Regions from separate parts of the Mus musculus genome. Here all the other regions are linked to region 2. A link is a loop called in an ENCODE intact Hi-C map of the cell type or tissue named here. Cell type or tissue: heart. All regions are shown on one strand.

What was found. A loop is a pair of places that touch in the nucleus more often than their neighbours do. Peaks named below come from ENCODE experiments on the same cell type or tissue, not always from the same donor. Only the 100,000 strongest peaks of a DNase experiment are listed, where the experiment ranks them.
Region 1: it touches region 2 in a loop (1.9-fold over the local background); 6 of 42 quality-filtered maps call a loop at or near these places.
Region 3: a loop joins it to region 2, with 6 times the contacts of the local background. A loop is called at or near these places in 8 of 42 quality-filtered maps.
Region 4: it touches region 2 in a loop (2.0-fold over the local background); 3 of 42 quality-filtered maps call a loop at or near these places.

What each region holds. Positions count from the first base shown.
Region 1 is chr1:189,869,055-189,871,554 of GRCm38, forward strand. It overlaps Ptpn14 (protein tyrosine phosphatase, non-receptor type 14), which reads left to right. Exons shown (of 19, transcript NM_008976.2): 19 at 873-2,500. The coding sequence ends at 1,001. Among named protein-coding and RNA genes, the nearest start is that of Gm26574, 32 kb to the left of the region's middle. In heart, CTCF peaks have their summits at 1,045 (motif pointing right) and 1,622; no DNase peak of the experiment used is centred here; H3K27ac peaks cover 10 bases.
Region 2 is chr1:189,726,680-189,729,179 of GRCm38, forward strand. Ptpn14 (protein tyrosine phosphatase, non-receptor type 14) reads left to right here and starts at 1,589. Exons shown (of 19, transcript NM_008976.2): 1 at 1,589-1,985. In heart, no CTCF peak of the experiment used is centred here; DNase peaks (open chromatin) are centred at 832 and 1,472; H3K4me3 peaks cover 2,143 bases; H3K27ac peaks cover 2,500 bases.
Region 3 is chr1:189,816,688-189,819,187 of GRCm38, forward strand. All of the region lies in intron 3 of Ptpn14 (protein tyrosine phosphatase, non-receptor type 14), which reads left to right. Among named protein-coding and RNA genes, the nearest start is that of Gm26574, 20 kb to the right of the region's middle. In heart, no CTCF peak of the experiment used is centred here; a DNase peak (open chromatin) is centred at 1,324.
Region 4 is chr1:189,781,467-189,783,966 of GRCm38, forward strand. The region is part of intron 1 of Ptpn14 (protein tyrosine phosphatase, non-receptor type 14); the gene reads left to right. Among named protein-coding and RNA genes, the nearest start is that of Gm51739, 4.2 kb to the left of the region's middle. In heart, no CTCF peak of the experiment used is centred here; no DNase peak of the experiment used is centred here; H3K4me3 peaks cover 444 bases; H3K27ac peaks cover 324 bases.

The sequences.
Region 1 (2,500 bases), 140 kb after region 2:
GTGTGCACTACAAGCACATACCCCATACATGAGTATCCATGCACCACACAAAGGAAATATCTGGACCAGCAAGATGGGTCAGTGGGTAAAGGTACTAGACAGCAAGCTTTACTACCTGAGTTTGGTCCCCAGGACACGCACAAATAAATGTCATAAATTTAAAAAGAAAGAAAGGAAGGAAGGAAGGAAGGAAGGAAGGAAGGAAGAAAGAAAGAAAGAAAGAAAGAAAGAAAGAAAGAAAGGAGAGAGGGGGAAGGAAGGAAGGAAGGAAGGAAGAAAAGAAAAGAAAAGAAAAGAAAAGAAAAGAAAAGAAAAGAAAAGAAAAGAAATAGCTAACTTGAGGGGGTTGAGGCAGGAGCATCATGTGTTTGAAGTCAGCCTAGACTACAGAGTGAGTTCCTCAAAATTTTTCTCAACCTGTATGTAAAGGGAAGGGGATGGAGGGAGGGAAGGAATGGTATTTGGCATTCGCCACAGTCCACTGCTTTGAGAACCTTGCACTGTAAGTGCAAACAGCTTTCAGATTCACTCACACGAGTAAACAAACACGGGTGAACGATACCACACCAGAAACAGGGGTCTCCAACCGTGGCACAGAGCCGATTCCTAAAGCCCTGGAGGGTCAGAACCCTTAGCTCCGCCTCCTTCCTGGTTGTCCGCAGTGGGCAGAGTCTTAGCTCCGCCTCCTTCCTGGTTGTCCACAGTGGGCAGAGTCTTAGCTCCGCCTCCTTCCTGGTTGTCCACAGTGGGCAGAGTCTTAGCTCCGCCTCCTTCTTGGTTGTCCGCCTTGGGCAGAGGTTTCCCCGGCAGGGAGGGGAGATCTCGGGGAGGCATTCTGTCTCAGCCTGTGTGCCCTTTCTGTTCTCTTGCAGAAGGTGGAGGTGCCCACGATGCTGCGATTCCTCAGGGAGCAGAGGATGTTCATGATCCAGACCATTGCGCAGTACAAGTTCGTCTACCAAGTCCTCGTCCAGTTCCTGCAGAATTCCAGGCTCATTTGATCTCCTCCGGGATGCAGCTTCTGGAGGAGGGACGCAGCTCTGTCCTGCAGGGGGCGCCACTTCGACAACATCTGCCTCCCCCAGCCAGAGGTGGATGGCTGGCAGCAGGCAGAAGCCAGAGTTACTCACAAACATCATGTATTATTTTATATAAGATAATTTATTTTTTCCCTCTTTGGAATAAGTTCTGTGAGTTATTATATAATGCTTCCCCCCCATACACACACACAATAATATAGTGCTTCTCATTTGAACCACACGTTGACTGATCTGCAGTGTTAGCCTCCGGGAGGGAAGGTGGTGGCCCCCATGGGACATTTTAGACACAGAGGCATAAAGGGAAAGCATCTCTAGTGAAGTTGCAGGCAAACTGGTAATGCTCCAGTCAAAAGTGGCAAGAGAGAGAAACCATCCTCAGCTGGAAGGGAGAGAGCCAAGGTCCTGGAAAGTGATCCAAACACACTGGGTTCCTGCACCTTGCTGGGTGCTTGCTTTTCTCTCCTGCATTTCTGTCCTCTGTCCTCGCCCTCAGCAATCTTTCTCCGGAAGCCTAGGTGAAGGGTGGGATTGGCTGGAGAGCATGGTGCCTCCAAGGGTGGTGATGCCGTCTTTGGTCAATGGGGGCGCTGCTGTCCTTTCTCTCACCCCTTGTTCTGGCTCAGAAGTCTGATACAGTGATGGGTGGCAGGCTGGGTATCTGCTGCTTTGTCTTGTATACTCACAACACTGTAGTCTGGTGGCCCTGGGCCAGGCGGTCTGCACAGCTCAGCCCTCTGCCTGATTCTGACTGTGAGAAGATAACCCACCAGGGTGGGAATGGAGTTGGGTGTGGCCTCGGTGTGGCCTCTTAGCTACACAATGTTGCGTGTGGTGGATGGTGACGTAGAAGATGAAGTTCAGGTACATTCCATCTTCCTATCTGTTCCTAAGTTGTTAGAAGGGTCTTAAGGAAACTCACATTGGGGAGCTGTCAGGCACTTAGTAGGGCCCTGCCCGGGAGGTACACACCTGTGTCCAACTCACTGTGTGCTGCTTGGTTTTAGGCTGTAGCTGATGAGGGCTGAGTTGGTTCCTCTTAGAGCTTCCTTGTTGTCCTGAGGCAGAGTTCCTGGGTGATCTTGAGTTTGCTGTGTAGAGGATGGCTCCTAATTTTTCACATCTTCCCCTCCCACGTGCTGGGGTTTCAGGTGTGTCCCACCACACTATGAATGCTGAGACTGTCTACTAAAAAACCTTCCACCGCCTCCCTCTCCTGTGCAGCCCAGCCTGGGTCAGTGATGATATCGACCGTGTTCGATTTGAAGTCCAGTTTCCTGCTTATGTCCAATTTTGCTCAGAGTATAATTTTCTAAACTGTGAGTTTGTGGAACTGAATGTGTCAGGTCTTCCTCCACAGTTACATTTTTCCCTATTTCCTGAGCTGAAAAGACCAAACAGAAAGTGTGTGTCTTTGTGGCTTCTTTCTCCACCCCCTAGTGAGTGCTTATGACAGCAGAATC
Region 2 (2,500 bases):
CTCAGCAGTAGGTGTTCCCTGGTGATGCTGACCCCTCTTTTCTGCTGCCTGAATCCTCACTAAGGGATCGTGATTGTCACGCTAGGCTGTGTGGAATGCTGCCCACACTGAGCCTTGACATAAAGCTATTCCTGAAGGCTGGTTGGAAACTCCTCAAAGCCCTCTCCTTGATATTTTGAAAGACTCAGCCTCCTTTGCTTTCCATCCACCCCATTTTGCCCCCTCCACGCCCCCCCCCCCCCGTCCTCTTTTATTCTTCTTGGTTCTGTAGAAGAACACTCAGAAGCCAGTTATTAACAGACTTGCTCTGTGGGCACAGAGATCTTTCTTTCTTGTTTTGAGGTAGGGTCTTGCTATGTAGTCTAGGCCAGCCTCGAACTTGTGATTTTTCCTGTCTCTGCCTCCAGAGTTGGCATGAGCCATTTTGATAGGATAAGGCCTGGAAGTTTTGTGTCCCTTGCCTGTACAGTGAAGTAATTTAATGATATTTTGGGTGACAAGGACTTCAGGGTCCTTGAAAGGACTGGTCTTAAGATTTCAGGAAGAGAACAGATGCCAAGACATGCAAAGCACCTTAAAAATATAGGCAACTCCTTTCACTTCACAATTACTAAACCCAAGGATCAGGGGTAGGGGGCTGGGATCTTCCTGAGTTAACCACTGGGCCAGCAACTCCGCGGGGCCTAATACAGGTTTCCTTGCCCGGCCGAGTGCCTTTTCCATTACACTGGCTGCGCCTCAGTAACCCCACCTCCGAAAGTGCTAACGCAGTTCCCTCCCAGTGCCTACCCAGGCGGGGTGGGGCCCCCTCCGTGGCATGGAACAAACCGGGAAAACCACATATTCCAACTTCCAGCACACAAAGGCTGGTTGGCCGTGGGGGCGGGGTGGGAGGACCGGAGCTAAGACTCACTACTCAGAGATCCTAGGATTCTGAGGAGAGCTTCTAGATTGCCTTCTCAAGGAGGCCACCCTACTTTGTCCCGTGTCTCCTGGGCGGTGGCGGCATGGGGGCATCCTGCTTGGAGACCTCCCTCAAATAAATGGCCTGTTCTAGCTCCAGTGTCCCACCCCTTAGCTGCCCACGGAAATCTTGGAGGGACGGTCTTTTCCTTTCCTCTTTCCCCTCCGCCTCCTAAGCGTCACACAGTTTGGTTGATTTGGGTCATCGCCCCCTCTCCACTTCCAGTCTATCTCACTCCGGGCACTTTCCTTTAGTCCACCGTCCCACACCTTGGTAGGGAAAACGCGCTCCAAAGCTAGCCCATTAAAAGTGCACGACTTCTGCCCGGCCGGCCGAAGGAGCTCCCGCAGCCTGGCATTCCTCGGATTCCAGCGCTGTGACGTCCCTGGGGACCGTGCGCCCGCAGCGGGGGAGCCCGGGCTCCTCTTTTCAGCGCAGGGCGCGCGTCCCCGAGGCTGGCGCGCGCCCTCCCCGGACGCATTCCTGGCCCGCCCAGCGAGCGCCCCGCGCGCTCCCCGCCTCCTGGCCCCCAGCACTGCGGAGCAGAGCCCGGGGCGGGGGAGCGCGGCCAGCGGCGCCTGCTCGTCCCCTCCCACCCGGCCCCTTCCTCCGCCCTCCCCGGCCGCTCGCGCTTCCTGGCGCTCGGGCTCTCCGGAGGCTCAAGTTCTGCACAACTTCTCCCGGCTGCCCAGCGCCTCGGCCGCGGGCCCGGCCAGCTAGCTGCGCTCCTCGGCTCAGCCGTCTCGTCCACAGGGCAGGTCCTCGTGGAGCATCTGGTACCAAGTGGCCGCTGGCGGTCCCTCTCTGCGCCCCACCTCTCTGATCGCCCGGGTCCCCTCGCGTGGGACGGCGGTGCTTAGGTTCTTGGCCCTTTCTCCTCCCCGGTGCGCCCGGCGCGCCGGCCGCTGCGTAACCCTCCCTGCGCCCCTCCTCTGCCAGCTCCTGGAAGCCAGTGGTGGGGACCCAGACTCCCTGATGGTCAACGTGCGGCACCCGGGGCACTCCCGGGCCATGTAAGCAGGTAAGCTAGCCGGTCGGGAGCAGATACTCCAGGCAGAGCCAACTTCGTTCGCCGCCGGGGACGCCGGGATGCGCGGTGGGGGCGCCAGGTGGCCGGCCGCCGGTTCTCTTCGCTAGCAGTGCTCGCTCGTCCGGGATTGAGCTGGAAGGGGAGCGCGGTCTGGGACTCGGATTCAGCCAAAACATCGCCTCCAGCTCCTGTTGTGTTTGCGAGCAGGGGAACAGAGCGCAGAGCCCAAAGCTTGTCCTGTGCCTCTGTGGGCACTGGGTTTGTGAGGGGGTTCTTGTGCCCTCTCCCCAATACCTCAGCCTTGATACCAAACTCCTGAGTCTCTTGGCCCCGGCTTGGGTGATCCTTACAGGCGCGCAGGGAAAAATACCTTCATCTCAGACCAATCTCCAACTCGAACTTTGCAAGTTCTGAGAGTTAACAGCCCCTTTCCCACGTGACGCCACATCTAGTTTTAAATCTTTGGGAATGGTTTTCCTATCTTTTCTGGGAGGAATTGATGTGCG
Region 3 (2,500 bases), 90 kb after region 2:
GTGTTAGGCATGGATGTTAAACTCTCAACTGACTTTCTTGTTTAGAATTAACTATCCAGCATCGGTTCAAGGCCCCCAAATCCGTAATGCGCTCATGATCAGAGGACTGTGCCCCGCACTGATCAGTGGACTGTACCCAATACTGACTTGCAGAGTCAACTTTGAGATATAGGAGCAACACAAGTCCCTTCTTGCACACTGAAGATTTCAGGACAGAGGGAAATAGGAACCACATGGGCTCTGAAGATGTTTGCTAGAGAGTTGCGGCCATTTGTAGTCACACTCCGTGAGCCCAACACTGTTACCAGAAAATGAGGTCATCTAGTGTTGGGGGTGGGTCCTCCAAACAAGCATCTATATACAGTACCTTAACTGTGCTCCACTCCCCTGCCTCCATCCTGTGGGCATGCTGGTGTACTTGCAAGGCAGTCAGGACAAATCCAGGTCTGAAAGCTTAGCCATCGTGATGGGCTCTTCCCAACTTGGGGATCCTCTGCTGCCCTAGACTTGGAATGAAGGATTCAGTTGGGGGAGGGGTGGGAAACATACTCTCAAAGCTACGTGTCCTCAGCCTTTGAGTTCCTGGCGCCTTTCTCGTGGTTCTGCGGTGAGGCAGGCCCTGCTTTGTAGGCTACCACAGGCGTTCCTCAACCAGAAGGGACAACCCTGCAAGTACAACACACAGACCGGATGTTCAGGTTCCTCACATGTGAATTAAAATGGAACTGAGGGGACCTAGCCAAACATCTTGAATGTAATACTATGCTGTGTAGTTTCTTAGGGACGTCTCCATACCTCTGTCAGAATACTGAGCGCTTCCTTGGCTTGGCCAAGTTTAGCGTTTAAAAATAAACACAAACTTCAGTTCAAAATCCTGGAGGAAGAAGGAAGTTGGAAAAGTTGTTCATGCCGTAGAATATGGACATTCAGGATGGAGGACCTCCCCTCACCCCACCCCCAGCCTACCTCAGAGCATCTGTCAGCTCCCAGTTACCATGTTTAGCCAAAGCAATTGTTGGGACCCTTGTCTGCATCACACAGGGAAACTACCATTTCCTCGATGAATGAATTTTTGCTTTAGGCTAAAATCAAGATGAAAAACGAGATGAGAAAATTTACTTTGATTTAACGTGTAGAATTATCACCCGATTCTTACAGGGAGAGCTGGCCTGTAACCTAAGACTAGCCCCTGGGTCTCCACAGCCAGATGGGATGCCTCGAGGACGTTTGAGTATGAAGAATGTTTTAGCATTTTCTGTGCAAGCTTAGATTCAAAGCGGACCTCTTTGGAAACTTGGCTGTGCTTCATTTCCTGGCATGACGATTGGCTGGCTGGATTTTTCCTTTCCACCCACAGTGCTGACAGGGTGGAGTGTACTTCCATGAAATTGTATGTTTCTAAAATAGGACCCACAGTTTTACTTTACTGCAGTTAGAAGAGTTGTATCTCTAACCAAAACAGAGAGGAGCCCAACAATTCTAAAAACAGAACGCCAGCTCTGCTCTCGGATCCTGCAGGGCGCCATTTTTATATTTTACAAAGGGGCTTTCAGTGGGAAAATAAAGCTAGCACATAATTTCTAAAGTAGTTCAAATTTTGTTCTTTTTTTTCCTGCAGTCTTACTAGTAACTGTCGCCAAAGTCTCGTGTGGTGACTACACATATCAGTGCCCAGAGGTCTTTGTATTCTGGATGGCTTCCAGGTAGAACATACTACATCCCCGACACTGTATCCAAGCACAGGCATATGCCAGCCTACACAGGCATGAGGAGCGTCCAGTGTCCTCACTGTAGAGTTGGAGTCATTGTTTCCTGTCACAGGATGGTCTGAATTGGAGCTGACATGTATGTGGGCTGGGATGTGGCCCAGTAGGTAGAGAGTTTCCCTAACATGAAGCGGCCCTGGGATCGGTCCTCAGCAGTACGTATCAGGCACAGTGGCTCACGCCTCTAGAAGGCAAAGACAGGACGAACAGGGCTTCGAGGTCATCCTTGCTCACATAGGGAGTTGGAGGCCATCCTGGCATCCGTGAGACCCTGTCTGGAAAACGGCAGCAACAAAGAGCTGGATGTCGCTGAATAGCAAGCCTTGGGCTCAGGAGAAATAGAGTTGCTGGTTAGCTGGATCGAGTGGATTTCTTGGTAACTGATCCGGTCCCCAAAAGAATCTACTGACAGCCTCTTGGCTGTTCCTTTTCACTTCCAGGGTGACATGGGAGACAACTTCCGTTCTGGGTCACAGGTGACAACACCTTTACAAACATCCCCTACCCTACTCCACCCTGGGTACTGGAAGACTGTCCCATCAGACAGCACAGCAAAGAACTTGGATGGACTGACGGGGTCCCTGTGAGGCAGAGACTGAGGTCTGGTCCTTCCCAGGTTTTGCATTTATGTTTCCAGGAAGTGCTCCCAGGAAGTACTCCCAGGAAGTGCTCCCAGGAAGTGCTTCCTAAGTTCATGCTGACACCTGCTTGCCCTTCTGGCTTGAAGGACTGAA
Region 4 (2,500 bases), 55 kb after region 2:
ACTCTGTGGTTCAGTATGTGCCAGGCTCACTGCCCAACTGCATGTGCCAGACTCGATGCCCGAGAGTGTCTAGGGATAGTCCTGTCCCACCTCCCATCTCATAGTTAGAATTTGACAGATAGGCACTACCATGCCCGGCTTTGCATGGATTCTGCTGATTTTTAACTCAGATCCTCATGCCTGTGTGGCAAACCCTTTGCCCACAGAGCCACCTCCTCAGTCCCCCACTTTATTCTTAAAAATAAATAAATTAGTTAAAAGGTTACTTTCAATGGGATAAAAATAGTTCCTATTTTCTTAAACCATTTAAATAGTGTGAGTACTCTGATCTTGCCTCTCTTTCTTAGAGCACACATTTCAGTGCCTTTGTGGTGGGTTACAAAAGGCCGTTTTCATGCAGGTGTGCGCTGTACTTTGAGCAGATTCTCTCCCCACTTCCCTGAGCCCCTTTTGTTCCCCCTCCCCCAGCAGCTTGGCAGCTCCCCCCACCCCCGCCCCGCCCTGTAAGCACATAGTTTTCTGTCTGTGTGATTATCTCCAGTTGCCTTCATTTCCCTACTGACAGTATAAGAAGGTAAGTTTCATTTGCTATCTGATGTTGGACACCCCGGTCAGCCCCATAACTCAGCTGTAGTGAATAGCTAGCACTGCTGTAAACACTGATGTGCAAGAGTCTCTGTGACGTGTCACCTTAACGGTGTCACCTTAGCGCCCTCAGGCCAAATGCCCAGGAGTGATATAGATACAGCTGAGTCTTACGGAGGATCAATCTATTGTTAGTTCCTTAAAGAAACTTCCACACTGACCACTAGAGTGTCCAAATTAGTGTATGTTCCCATTGCCACAGTGCTAGGGTCCCTTCTGTCACTTCACTCGTGTGTTACTCCTCCTTTCTTGAGTGTGTATATGGCCCTCCTGGGTTTACAATACAGCAAGCACTCTCGCACACTGAGCCCTTTCTGTAGCCCAGTGGTTTTCGACTGTCCTAATGCTGTGACTCTTCAGTACAGTTCCTCACGTTGTGGTGACCACAACCATAAAATTATTTTGTTGCTATGTCGTATCTGTACTTTTGCAGCTGGTATGAGTTGCAATGTAAATATTTTTGGAGATAGAGCTTTGCCAGAGGAGTTGAGACCCACAGGTTGAGAACCACTGACCCATTTGCTTGCTTTCCTAATGACTTCCTTTGAGTGTGCTGAGACGGAGCCTCAATGTTGTTGTTGGTTTTTTGGTTTTTTGTTTTTTTTTTCTCTTTCTTTCTTCATTTTCCCCTGTCTGCATTTCATATTTTTTTGAAACAGTTTTATTAGGGAAATTGAAAGTGTCATAGACATGGGTCTTTGTATGTGGCTTTCAGTTCTGGGTTTATGTTTTCATGTGATAAAGCAACTGTCATGAAGCCCCAGAGAGCCACCCTGGGAAGCTGGGCAAAGCGCCTGGAGCCAGGCTATGGGACGGAAGAGGAGGGTGTGAGCGATGTTTCCTCAGGTGAAGAATGGAGGCTCGTTCACTGCCGTAAAACACTAGCACAGAGTGGGGTTCAAGCTCTCTTACATGTCACTACAGTGTCGGGTCACTTGGGACCATCCAGGTGTCACACCTAGACCAGGTTTGGTCAGAATCACCTGCAGTTCCTTCTAGAAGCACGGCTCTGTGGCTCCACACTGCTAGGAGTGGGTGTTAAGAGCTTTTCATTGAGGTGAACAGTGTGTGTGGAAGAGAGAGAGCGAGAGCGCGAAATCTATTTCTGGCTTTGGGCGGCTGGGGTTCGGTCAAATTGTGCTGATTAGTTCTGTAAATAAGCTCAGATGAGAACCCCCACCCCCATCAAACCAGAAAGCCTGAGGCATGAGTATATCATCTACACGGAGCTTTGTAGTGAAAGTATTGAGGTTCTCGGAGAAGCAGAGCATTGATAGCGTCTGCCTGCCGTCGCTCACACCTAACTGCTGTCCACAGTGTTCCAGCTCTGAATCCATGTATATGTGCCCATGTGTGTGCACCATGTATCTGCTCTGTGTATACGTATATACATACACACATGCATACAATTTAAAAATCACAGGTGGGCAGGAGAGATGGCTCAGCGGTTTAGATCACTGACCTCTCTCCTCCATGACCGCAGTCCTACCCTCGGAAGTCATGGTGAGCTGAGGCTGAGGAGACGATTCAGGGAAGGGCTTGCCTTCAGGTCTACAGACATGGGTCTAATGCCTACGCCTAGGTGAGCAGATCGTGGCCCACCCAGGAGGATCCCTGGGCTTGCTGGCCTGAAGCAACCCTGAGCGCCAGTCAGTGAGAAAACTTGTCTCAAACAAACAGTAAGGCAGAGCGCGACTGAGGAAGGCGCTTGACGTTGCCCTCTGACCTTTAGAGTAAGTGAACATCTGTGCATGCACACACATGAACGCTAAACACAAGAAAGCTAACCGTGATTTACAAGTATTCTGTCATTTCTCTTTTTTATTTCAGATTTCCCTAATTGCCTCCTATCTTT